Regions from separate parts of the Homo sapiens genome. Here region 1 is linked to region 2. The links are chromatin contacts, found by Hi-C in ENCODE. All regions are on one chromosome and are shown on one strand. Each heading gives the region's core, a stretch centred on a gene start or an enhancer-like site at or near the end of the contact. The rest is flanking DNA. Distances are from core to core; before and after follow the strand shown.

Region 1 (5,365 bases), core at 2,520-5,019, 340 kb after region 2:
AGAGATTTTTCAACACTGTTTCTACCAATGAACTTGACATTCTTCTTAGTTTCATGTCACACTCAAACCTGATCATCAAAATTTATGGATTTTTCTAAGTTACTGACTAATATAAAACAAGGTAGATCCAAGAGTAGAACCTAGATGGCACAGTATGAGAGACCTCCCTCCAATTTGATACTGATGTACTTATTAATCATCTCCTTTTGCCATTCATCCCATCCAAATTCCATCAAATTTTCTTGTTTCATAAACCTACTTATAATACCTTGACCATAATAATAAGATGTCTTAAAACGACTTCCTTCTAGGAAGGTCTTGAGTGTCCCTGTGGCCAGTGAAATGGTAACACTTCTGGTATGAGAATTTCATAGCCCAGCTGATGAATATCCAGCTCAGAGTTAATCAAACTCTATTGTCTTTTAATGAGCAACATTATCTACTTAAAATGGTATGACTCCTCTGTCTCAGGCTTGGCACTTAAAAGTTGGGAGCTGCTAACCAGAACAGGAATTTCCACTAGGAGTTAAGATGAAGAAAAATTAGAGACATAACCATATGTGCAAACAGCAGCTTCAACACTGAGGGTGGTTGGCTGTGTTTGCAGCATGAACAAGGCTCCTGCTTAAAGACACACCTCTCCAGGACAAGAGACCTGTCCTCACCACCAATAGGATAAATATGGCTTTTTAAACTTTTTTCAGGAAAAAAAGCAAGATAGAACTTTTGAAATTAAAAAAAAAAAAAAACCTTTGGGGCCTGGGTGGGGTGGCTCACACCTATAATCCCAGCACTTTGGGAGGCCGAGGCAGGTGGATACCCTGAGGTCAAGAGTTCAAGACCAACCTGGCTAACACGGTGAAACCCCGTCTCTACTAAAAAATTAGCCGGGCATGGTGGTGCACACCTGTAATCCCAGCTACTTGGGAGACTGAGGCAAGAGAATTGTTTGAACCCGGGAGGCAGAGGTTGCAGTGAGCTGAGATCGCACCACAGCACTCCAGCCTGGGCAATAGAGTGAGACTCCATCTCAAAAAAAAAAAAAGGGGCCTTTGGAATCTTGAGAAACAGTAAGAAAGCAATCTTCAGGCATTCCCCAAAATAGCTACATCAGAATAGTATAAATGTGACCATCCAACCATCCATAGCCTAAAATCATATTTTGACCAGTTGGCTCTTGAATAAACAATCTCTCCTTTTTCTCTTTTATGAAACAACTAAGTGTTTTATTTCTGATGCCTCTCTAAGGCTTTTAGAGAAATATATGTGTCTATATGTGTATGTGTGTTGAGAAATTTAAACAATACAAAAAGAGATACTGAAGCCTCCTCTATCCTTCCTATTCCCCAGAGGTAACTATTAATGATATCTGAGTACTTACGTTTCAAGGCTCTTTTTCTGAATATATAGAAATACAGTTTTATAACACAAATGAAATAAAACTGCTCAGCAAGGTGCTTTTTTTTTTTTTTTTTTCTTTTTGAGACGGAGTCTCGCTCTGTCGCCCAGGCTGGAGTGCAGTGGCATGATCTCGGCTCACTGCAAGCGCCGCCTCCCGGGTTCACGCCATTCTCCACAGCCTCCTGAGTAGCTGGGACTACAGGCTCCCGCCACCACGCCCGGCTCCATCTCCTGACCTCGTGATCTGCCCGCCTCAGCCTCCCAAAGTGCTGGGATTACCGGCGTGAGCCACTGTGCCCGGCCAGCAAGGTGCTTTTTAATTGTATCATAAATTACATTCTTCTTATCAGAACACATAGGTCAACCTATTTTTTGAATGGCTGCAAAGTCCATCATATGAAACACCATAAGTTATTTAATCAGTCCTCTGTTGTTCATTTTTCTATTTTTCTCTGTCTCATGCAATACAACCTTATGGTTCTAATTTGTTATTTGTCAGTAAAGTTAATGATTTTACCATGATAGTTATATTCTTATTATTACTTTAACTGGTTTTCTTTATTAGCTTATTAGCTCACTGTTTTCTTCATTAGCTTAGGTTTTTTATATGTAATAGATATTAATCCTTTGTCTGTTATCTAGATTACACATTTTTCTCAGTTATCATTTCACCTTTATTGAAGTGAATAAAGTTTATTTAAGTAAACTTAAGTTTACTTAAGTTAACTTTGTTGAAGTAAATAAAGTTAACGTTTTAATTAGTCTTATCAGTCATTACTTTCTTTTATGATTTTTGGGCTTTATACCATACTTAAAAGGGCTTCTTCACTCACTATATTTGTATAAAAATATTTCTCTTCTATTTTAATATTTTCATGTGATTTTGTATTTTATATTGAGATATTTTATCCATCTGGAATTTATTCATAATGTGGGAATTTAATATTTCCTGAAGTTGGTTCATAAGTAATTTTATTTTTAGATAAATGCTTATGGTGTACTGGTTAAGGCACCAGGTTTTTCAGTTATAACAATCTTTACTTGAATCTCAGCTTTGCCTCTTTTATACAATGTGACTTTTGGCAAGTTGTTCTCTAACTAATTCTTTCAGCTATAAAATATGGATATTAAACTACATCTGGAAGAATTATGAAGCATAAATAGGAACATACAGGAAAGTGCTTAGCATGGAGTTGGGGTATGAAAAGAACTTAATAAATATCAGTTATTCTCATCATTTTTATTTGATTCTGTGATAAAGGTCAAGGCAATTGTTTTCTGTAATGTTAGCAACATCTTACTGCTTAATTCTTTTATGTCTGTTGGTTGGTTGATTTGTTGCTGAGTTAACTAGTTGCTTTGTTTGGTTTGGATGTAAGCAAAACAAAGGATCATCCACCAGACCCCTCTTTGAACTTTTCTGGTATATATCATAAAACCCATTATGTAATGGCTCCAATTTGCTGCAAAGAAATGAACTGCCAAAGTATGATGTTACTTGCTCATGATATATTTAGAGATTATAACTTCTAATTTATTTTGAATTTAGCAGTGAACCTAAGGTTAAGAGGTGGCAGCAACTAATTTCCTCTGCTTATTTTCTTAATTTTTATTGTAACGATTGCATTCTTAGTATAATTATCTGTAAAAAATTGTTGTCTCCTCCATGAGATTACCTATAATCACGTTAAGTGCAAGACTCCATACCTAACACAGTGCCTGGCTCATAGTAGATGCTCAATAAACATTCCATGAATAATAAATGGAATATCTATTGCACATCTAATGTATGCCCTGAAATTATTTAATTTTTAAAACAATCATGCAAGGTAAATGTTATTATTCTCATTTCACAGATGAAGCAGTTGAACTCAGAGTTAATGAAGCTGCCAAAGAGACTGAAATTACATGACCTAAACTCAGGCTGTAGTAACCTTGGTGCTGGTGGCTGAGGCAGGACTGGCCCTGGATAGAATGTAGTAAGTGTGGGTCTCAGCTTGGCACTTCTCAGAGGCAGCTTTCTATTCTCCTCCCTGGTAAGGCCAATCTTAGTGGTTACCTTTATGTAAAGTAGAACTATGTCCTGTGCCAAGCAAGATAAGCAGCTCTATGCATGTCCCTAAGAAGCTAAAATAGATGCTCATCATCCCAGTCTGCAAATTAAGCCAAAATTTCAGTGTCACTAGCAGTCAACTCTCCAAAGACAAATAGGTTGTAATCTAGTTTCAGAAAGGAAAAAGTGACTAGTTGTCTGAAAGAACTGACATCACCTGCAAGCTAAGTACCTTTTCCTGTATCTGTGGGCTTTCTGCTCACCCTGGCTGTCTTGCTGTGCTCACTTGTACCAGATGGACGGCGAAACAAGACTTGCCAGGAAACTGAAACTTGCAACCAAACGAGAGAGACCAATTGCCAGACAGCGTGTCTCAACACTGCTCCGTCAGCACACAACTTATGTAATCGCCTGTTTATGCAACAGAGTACATGAATTTTAATTGATAGCACTGTTAGGTTTGATTCAGTGTCATCTAGTAGAGAGTTCTTCACTGGAAATTCTACTTGTGGTTCTACCACTAAATTTGTGGTATTAGGGGGTGGGAGGAAAAGTCAGAACCAGCTCTGTTTGCAATAATGCAACTCAATGCTGTATTCAAGGAGAAGTGGAGTGAACAGAGGGATGCTTCTTCAAAGTTGAACACATTGGAAAAAATGAAGAATTTGTAGCAGGGTTAGAGGAAATACAATAAGATATCAAGAACCTTATAACGTCTAAGTAACCAAAGCTGAGACAAGAGTGTTAGAAAAAGGAAGCTGTGTCTTTAGAACTAACAGTAAGTATAAAGCTCTCCACAGAGGAAGCATCTGCGCGCTTAGGTCTCACTTTAAATATCAGATCCTCTAGGAAGCCTTCACTACTTCCCCTACACCCCAAAACTGACTTAAAGAGTCATTGTGTGTGTTCAAGTAGCACCTTCTCTTCCACCTGTTATAGCCTGCATTGCACAACATCCTAACCAATGGCTTACTTGTCTCTCTTTCCACAAGTGTCAAAAATTTACCAGGACAGTGCTGGGACCTCATTCACTGTCATGACCCTTGCACCAAGCTCAAATCCTGGTATGTAATGAGCACCTCGGAAGAATTTGTTGAATTAATGAATAAACAGTGTCCCATGTTACACAAAATAGTGATGATCCCACTGAAGACCATCAAAGCCAAAGATGAAGGGAACATAAAAGAAGATATAGAACAACAAGAAGGAAGAGGAGGAAGAGTTGAAGGGAAAAGAGTTGGAGCAAGGAGAGGAAGGTGAAAAGAAATGAAGAAAGAGGATGGTAAGGAAGAAGAGGAAGGGAAGAGGAGTTGAATGGAGAAGAGGAGGAAAGAGGAGAAGGAGGAGGAATGATGAGGAGGCTGAGAATAAGAGATGAATGAGGAGGAGGAGGAGGAGTAAAAACAGCTTCAAAGAAAAGAAGTAGGAATAAACTCTGCCTCACAGAATATCATGACAGACATAAGGCTTATCCTCCAAATGGAAAAAAATGCGAAGCAATAGAAGTACTTGGAGGATCCCAAGCACTTCCAGGTAATGGTATGCAAAGTCCTGCAGTGGGAATGGTAGCAGCTGTGTGGAGTCCTGATATGGCCACTAGGGATGTCTTACTGGAGTGAGTGTACGTACGCTACCTGAACCTTATCTCGCTGCTCTCTCCTGCTGAGTCAGGGAGCAGATAACCCTCTCAGAAGGGTCTGAGGGACAATGAAGTTTGAAGGAAAGAAGCTGAGTGAGCTAAAGAGACATAAAGGACCAACATGGCACCTGGTGACCTAGGTTTGAATCCTAGCTCCTTCAATTATCATGAAATGGCCTTTGGAAAATTATTGCATTTTCTGTAGCCTCAGTTTACCTACCTATAAATCTATCACAATAATAGCATTCTCTTCGCATTGTAATGAAGATTAA
Region 2 (5,278 bases), core at 2,583-5,082:
CAATGCCAGTGAATCTTAATTTATTAAGACACGTTTAAAGACTTCAGAATCTATATCTACACACTATTACTTCCTTCATAAAATAAGTTTCTTAAATCCTGTACACAGTTGAATATATATTGCTGGATTTGATTTTCATTAGAGCTTTCAAGGATGGTAAATCTTTCATTCTTATACTGTACTTGTTACCACATACAAAGAGGCTGGCTTAGTTCCTGTCTGCAGCTATGTGAGATTCAGTCTTGATTTTCAAAATTCAGTCATATTTTTAAAGTGAATTTATTTCTACTCTGTGTCATTCACAGAAGAAGTGAGACAGATATTTTGATATTCGCAATCTCTCACTTAGACAAATAATCCAGATCCTACCTCATTGTATAGCTCTGTTTCTTTTGAAGAACTTTATCCAAATAAGTTACAATAATATTTTACATCTATCAATAAAATAAACAAAACTAACAAGCTTGGCAACCACCTTGTATTTACAAAAGGATCATGAAGATTTTTTTAAACGAACATTTTCATAGTTGCATAGTCTTGCTCAAACCAAGATGGCTTTTATTTGTAAACCGAAATCTCTAGTGGTATGCTGGTAAACGAACTTTATGGAAAGTAAAAAACAAAAAAACAAAAACAAACTCTGATTTGTCAATTTGCCAATTTCTGTGGTGTAAACACACTCACCGCTGACACTTGATAGATGTTTTTATTGAAATTCCTTCACCAAAGGAATATTTACTTGTGAATCTCTAAGCCCACACACATACACAAATACCATTCTGTACAAACATACGTATTTAATAATTTGATTCTTCTGCTCAATACTCAAAGGGGGCTGGGAGGAACAGTTTGTCTCCTAGGGCATGACATAGACTGGACAGTCTTTTTATAAGAGTGATACAACTGGGAAGGGAGAACGCTGTTTCAGAAGATAACTCAGATCCTCTTCTTCAGGAAAGACTGAGTTTGGAACACCAGGGCTTTTTTTTTTTTTTTTTTTTTTGAGACAGGGTCTCGCTGTGTTGCCCTGGCTGCTCTCAAACTCCTGAGTTCAAGTGATCCTCCCACCTCAGCCTCCCAAGTAGCTGGGATTACAGGCATGTACCACTGTGCCTAGCTGAAACATCAGTTTCTGACTGAAGTGGAGACTACAACAACTTTAGTGTTTCCCTTAGAAGGATTACGGCCATGGTGAACTTGACTGAGTAAACAATGCTATAAATAAAAAGCTCTTCCAAAACATTAACCATGGTAAGCATCATTATCCCCATAAAATGGTGGCATCCAGGTTAAATGGCCCACAGACCAAAAGTCTAAAATGAAGATAGAATCCAGTCGTTAACTTTTTCTGTATCTCCATCGGTGTGGTCACAAGGATTACAATGCTTTCCTTAGCATTAATTCAATCTGGGAAAATTTTAATCTCCGTGCAATATCCAGTGAGCTCTCACCATGCTGAGGGGGGAAAAATATACAGTTATTTCCAATAGAGTGCCCAAGATCTCGTACGTAGCTTAGACCAATTGACTCTCTGTGTTGGCAAGGGCTTTAAAAGGCAATCAGTCCTAATAGTAATAGGATAACTTCATTCCTTAATGAGGATGATTAATTTTACTGTTGTTTACGTCAGAGGCAAATAATTTACTTCAACATAAGGCCTAGATTAGAAGATGCTGCTGCTAGAGGAACCTCAGACCACGGTCCACCCTCCCTTACCTTATTCTTTATTGTGGGGTCTGCACGGGCTTCCAAGAGCAGAGGGATAAGAGACTGGTTTTTCATTTCACAGGCATAATGTAATGCGGTACAGCCATACTGAAACACAAAGGGCCAAAACTTCAGCTCATAAGTCGGGCCCTCCACAGACCATAGCATGTGGCTTCATTGGCAAATCCTTTTCACACTTTGTAGTATACAACTAAGCAGAAAAATAGTCTGCAAACCATTGATAGACAACTATTTCTAGTACTTAAAAAATTTTTCGCCGGGCGCGGTGGCTCACGCCTGTAATCCCAGCACTTTGGGAGGCCGAGGCGGGCGGATCACGAGGTCAGAGGATCGAGACCGTCCTGGCTAACACGGTGAAACCCTGTCTCTACTAAAAGATACAAAAAATTAGCCGGGCGCGGTGGCGGGTGCCTGTAGTCCCAGCTACTCCGGAGGCTGAGGCAGGAGAATGGCTCGAACCCGGGAGGCGGAGCTTGCAGTGAGCCGAGATTGCGCCACTGCGCTCCAGCCTGGGCGACAGAGCGAGACTCCGTCTCAAAAAAAAAAAAAAAAAAATTTCTTCTCTGTCTCAATGTATATGTATGTTAGTGTCATATAAGCCATCAATCTCTGCCTTTTTGTTTTCCATTTTCTGTTCTAAAGAATGCAACTTAAAAAAGCTGATGCTGAATTGTGCCAAAGTTTCTTTGTCGCATGCTATATGCCTCGGTGATCATCACCTTGATCATGTCACCATCTTTCCCTTAAAGAGTCTCCACATGGCCCTTTACATAAACATTATCCTCTATGGTTTTGGTGATGATTCCTACTGAAGAAGTCGGGTGCTCTTGCTGCAGGACACCTGCAAGATCAGTGCAGTTCTACAGAGACATTTCCCAAACGTGATTTGTTATAGCTTATATTATGTGTTATAAGCTAGTGCATCTACTCTGTTGGTACTAATTTAAAACACTACAGGTCAAAAAAATTATAGCTAGGGCATTAGTGTCCAAAATTTGGCCTTTGGAAAAGTAGCCAAGCAACCATGGTGCTGGTGAGTGAAGAAATAGTACCTTTGGCTATCAAGACAGGTTTAGCTCTGGATCCCATTCCCTAGAAACACCTCTAAAATTATAGGAGATCATGTTGCAATTATTTATTTTTATTAAGTGGTGGCATGACAAATGGAAGTTCTGGCTCTGAATTTTGTCATGTGAAATAGAGTCTAATTATCCAAAAATACAAAACACTGTCTTACCTAGAAAGTAGATTTTAATACTCAGATAGTTTTTGAAAAAATTTTGGTATTAGAAGTGGTGTCTGTGTGTGTACCTGCATGTGTCTCAAACTCCTGAGTTCAAGGGATCCTCCCATCTCAGCCTTCCAAGTAGCTGGGACTACAGGCTAGTGTCACTGTGCCTAGCTGAAGGAATGCAATATCTCTATCTAGAGAGAGAAATACACATAAATTGCTGAGAAAATATCCTAGAGAAATTTTGGTCACAGGCAGGAATATTAAATCTATTGAATTTAAATGAAAAGACCAAGAAAAACCTTCAACAAACTTTTAACTTCATCTTTAATAATCTCTTACTTAATATATTTCAAAGCTATCTAAAGAAATGGTAATGCACAGTAACTGTCAATACAAATTTATCCAAAAGTTCTATTTGAAATAAAAGGGAATATAAATTTCATAAAGTTATTTTCTTTTGCTCTCTCTCTCTCTCTCTCTCTCTCTCACACACACACACACACACACACACACACACAACTGCCTGCATTTAAACATGATACCAGCATAGGCAAAACCGAAATGATGTAAATAATTGATAGAAACAGGAATGGGGCCATGGTCTCTATCATAAAACAATGGTAATACACACAGATGTGCACACACGTAAAATATGTTAGGCATCACAAATAGAATGTTAGTATTTTGGAATCAAATTTCCACTTGCCTACTTTTTCAATAAGGAACTGGGAATCCAAAATTTTATTCAATCACCATAAGCAAAACACCATAGAAATAAACTTTTGTCTTTCTGTGATCATTGAGAAAGAAAGATGAGTGCAAGAGCACAGAGGTGAAAGTGAAAACAACACCTTATGCTCATAAACAGGAAGAAGTGAGCGGATGCTGCTACTGTTGTTATCACTGCTCTTACCATCAGTGGGATTTTTCTTTGACCTTTGTCTTATTTATCTGTAGTTTGCACACGGGGCCTCTCATCAGTGGGTTGGGATTTTGGCTGCAGTGGCAGCTGTTGCCATTCAATGAGCACTTACTACATTCTGAGCATGTGCTAAGTGCTTTACATGAACAAGCCCAATGAGATAAGTATTATCCATATCCCCATTTTACCGATGAGGACACTGAAAGTAAAATAAGTTTACAACTTGCTCAAACTCATAGAAGTAAAAAGTGGCAAGCCCAGAGTTTACTCATGGGCATTCTCACTCCAGCTTCTTAACTATTATGGCTGGTATTTTGTTATCGGAGCCTTAGTTTTCCTTAACGTCTCAACAACATTAAAGCCAATTATTTTAAAAATGCTTTATAATCAATAGAGGTATTATTCCCATGAGTTCAGCAGAATATAAATAACCTCAAGGTTGCCTGTCAGTGGGAAAAAAAAGGAGAAAATAAAAGAAAACTAAATGTAAAATTGTCTAGGAAAATAAAGCAACTGTACAGATGACAAATACGCTACCTACAAATACCATTTTGAATATTTTTTCAAAATGGCTAAAAGTATAAACTTACACAATCTGTAGCATTAACTTCGACGCCAGCATCAAGTAGCATTCGTACAAGAGCCTCATTCTGCTTTGTCTTTGATACCTATTACAAATGGTAATTATAAGAAAGGCTTATTTACAAATAGTTTCTCCAATTTATGCCTGAGACTATTTAATCAATAGGCTTCATTTTAATCCCAACACTCCTATGCATGCATGCACCCTTCCTAAAATTTCCCCCAGCTTCTCACTCACTCTAATATCAATTAATTAAAGCCAGGTTCTCAGACTGTGGTCCTGAAGTAGCGGCACTGACACCTAAGAACCTTAGAAATGTACTTCTCAGGTCCCACCCCAAACCTACCTAATTCCACTGAGGATGGGGCCTAGTACCTGTCTTTCCCTTCCTGGCTCAAAGCTGTGCAATTACTTCCCATTGCTCTGAGGACAAAAGTAAACTCTTCAGCATGACCTACAAAGCCCCGTATGTTTTGGCTCCACGTATGGCCCTGCCCTGGCCTCTCTCTCACTCTGCGCCTCCTGGCTCACTCTGTTCTACTTACATTGGCCTTTGTTAATCTTTCATTCTCAGAGAATCATTGCACAGGAAGTTCCTTCTGCCTAGAAGCCTCCTCCCTCTCTTCTTTGCCTGGCATATTCACCTTTCATTCATCAGCCCAAGTCCCTCTTTCTCTAAGAAGCTTTCCCTGACCCACCTGACCAGGTGAAATCCCTCTTTTTTAGCTATCCTAACACCAGTCGCCTTTCTGTATCACCCGCTTTATGGTAATTTTACATGTGTTTGTGCCATTTGATTAATGACTCTCCC

The links. A loop is a pair of places that touch in the nucleus more often than their neighbours do. Pooled maps may share reads with other maps.
Region 1: a loop to region 2 is called in a map with no recorded cell type, with 9 times the contacts of the local background. The contact joins two enhancer-like sites. A Hi-C loop is called at or near these places in 3 of 37 single-sample maps with no recorded cell type and 9 of 50 pooled maps.

The regions. Positions count from the first base shown.
Region 1 is chr10:89,160,047-89,165,411 of GRCh38, forward strand. No RefSeq gene overlaps it. Among named protein-coding and RNA genes, the nearest start is that of CH25H, 45 kb to the right of the region's middle. RefSeq lists an enhancer at 3,533-3,582. Within about 2 kb of position 3,770, at least 9 of the 41 ENCODE cell types and tissues checked have a DNase peak (open chromatin) inside an H3K27ac peak, as active enhancers do.
Region 2 is chr10:88,821,564-88,826,841 of GRCh38, forward strand. It overlaps ANKRD22 (ankyrin repeat domain 22), which reads right to left. Exons shown (of 6, transcript NM_144590.3): 4 at 4,475-4,552; 5 at 1,717-1,815; 6 at 1-1,455. The coding sequence ends at 1,378. Among named protein-coding and RNA genes, the nearest start is that of LIPM, 21 kb to the left of the region's middle. RefSeq lists an enhancer at 3,772-3,861. Within about 2 kb of position 3,833, at least 5 of the 41 ENCODE cell types and tissues checked have a DNase peak (open chromatin) inside an H3K27ac peak, as active enhancers do.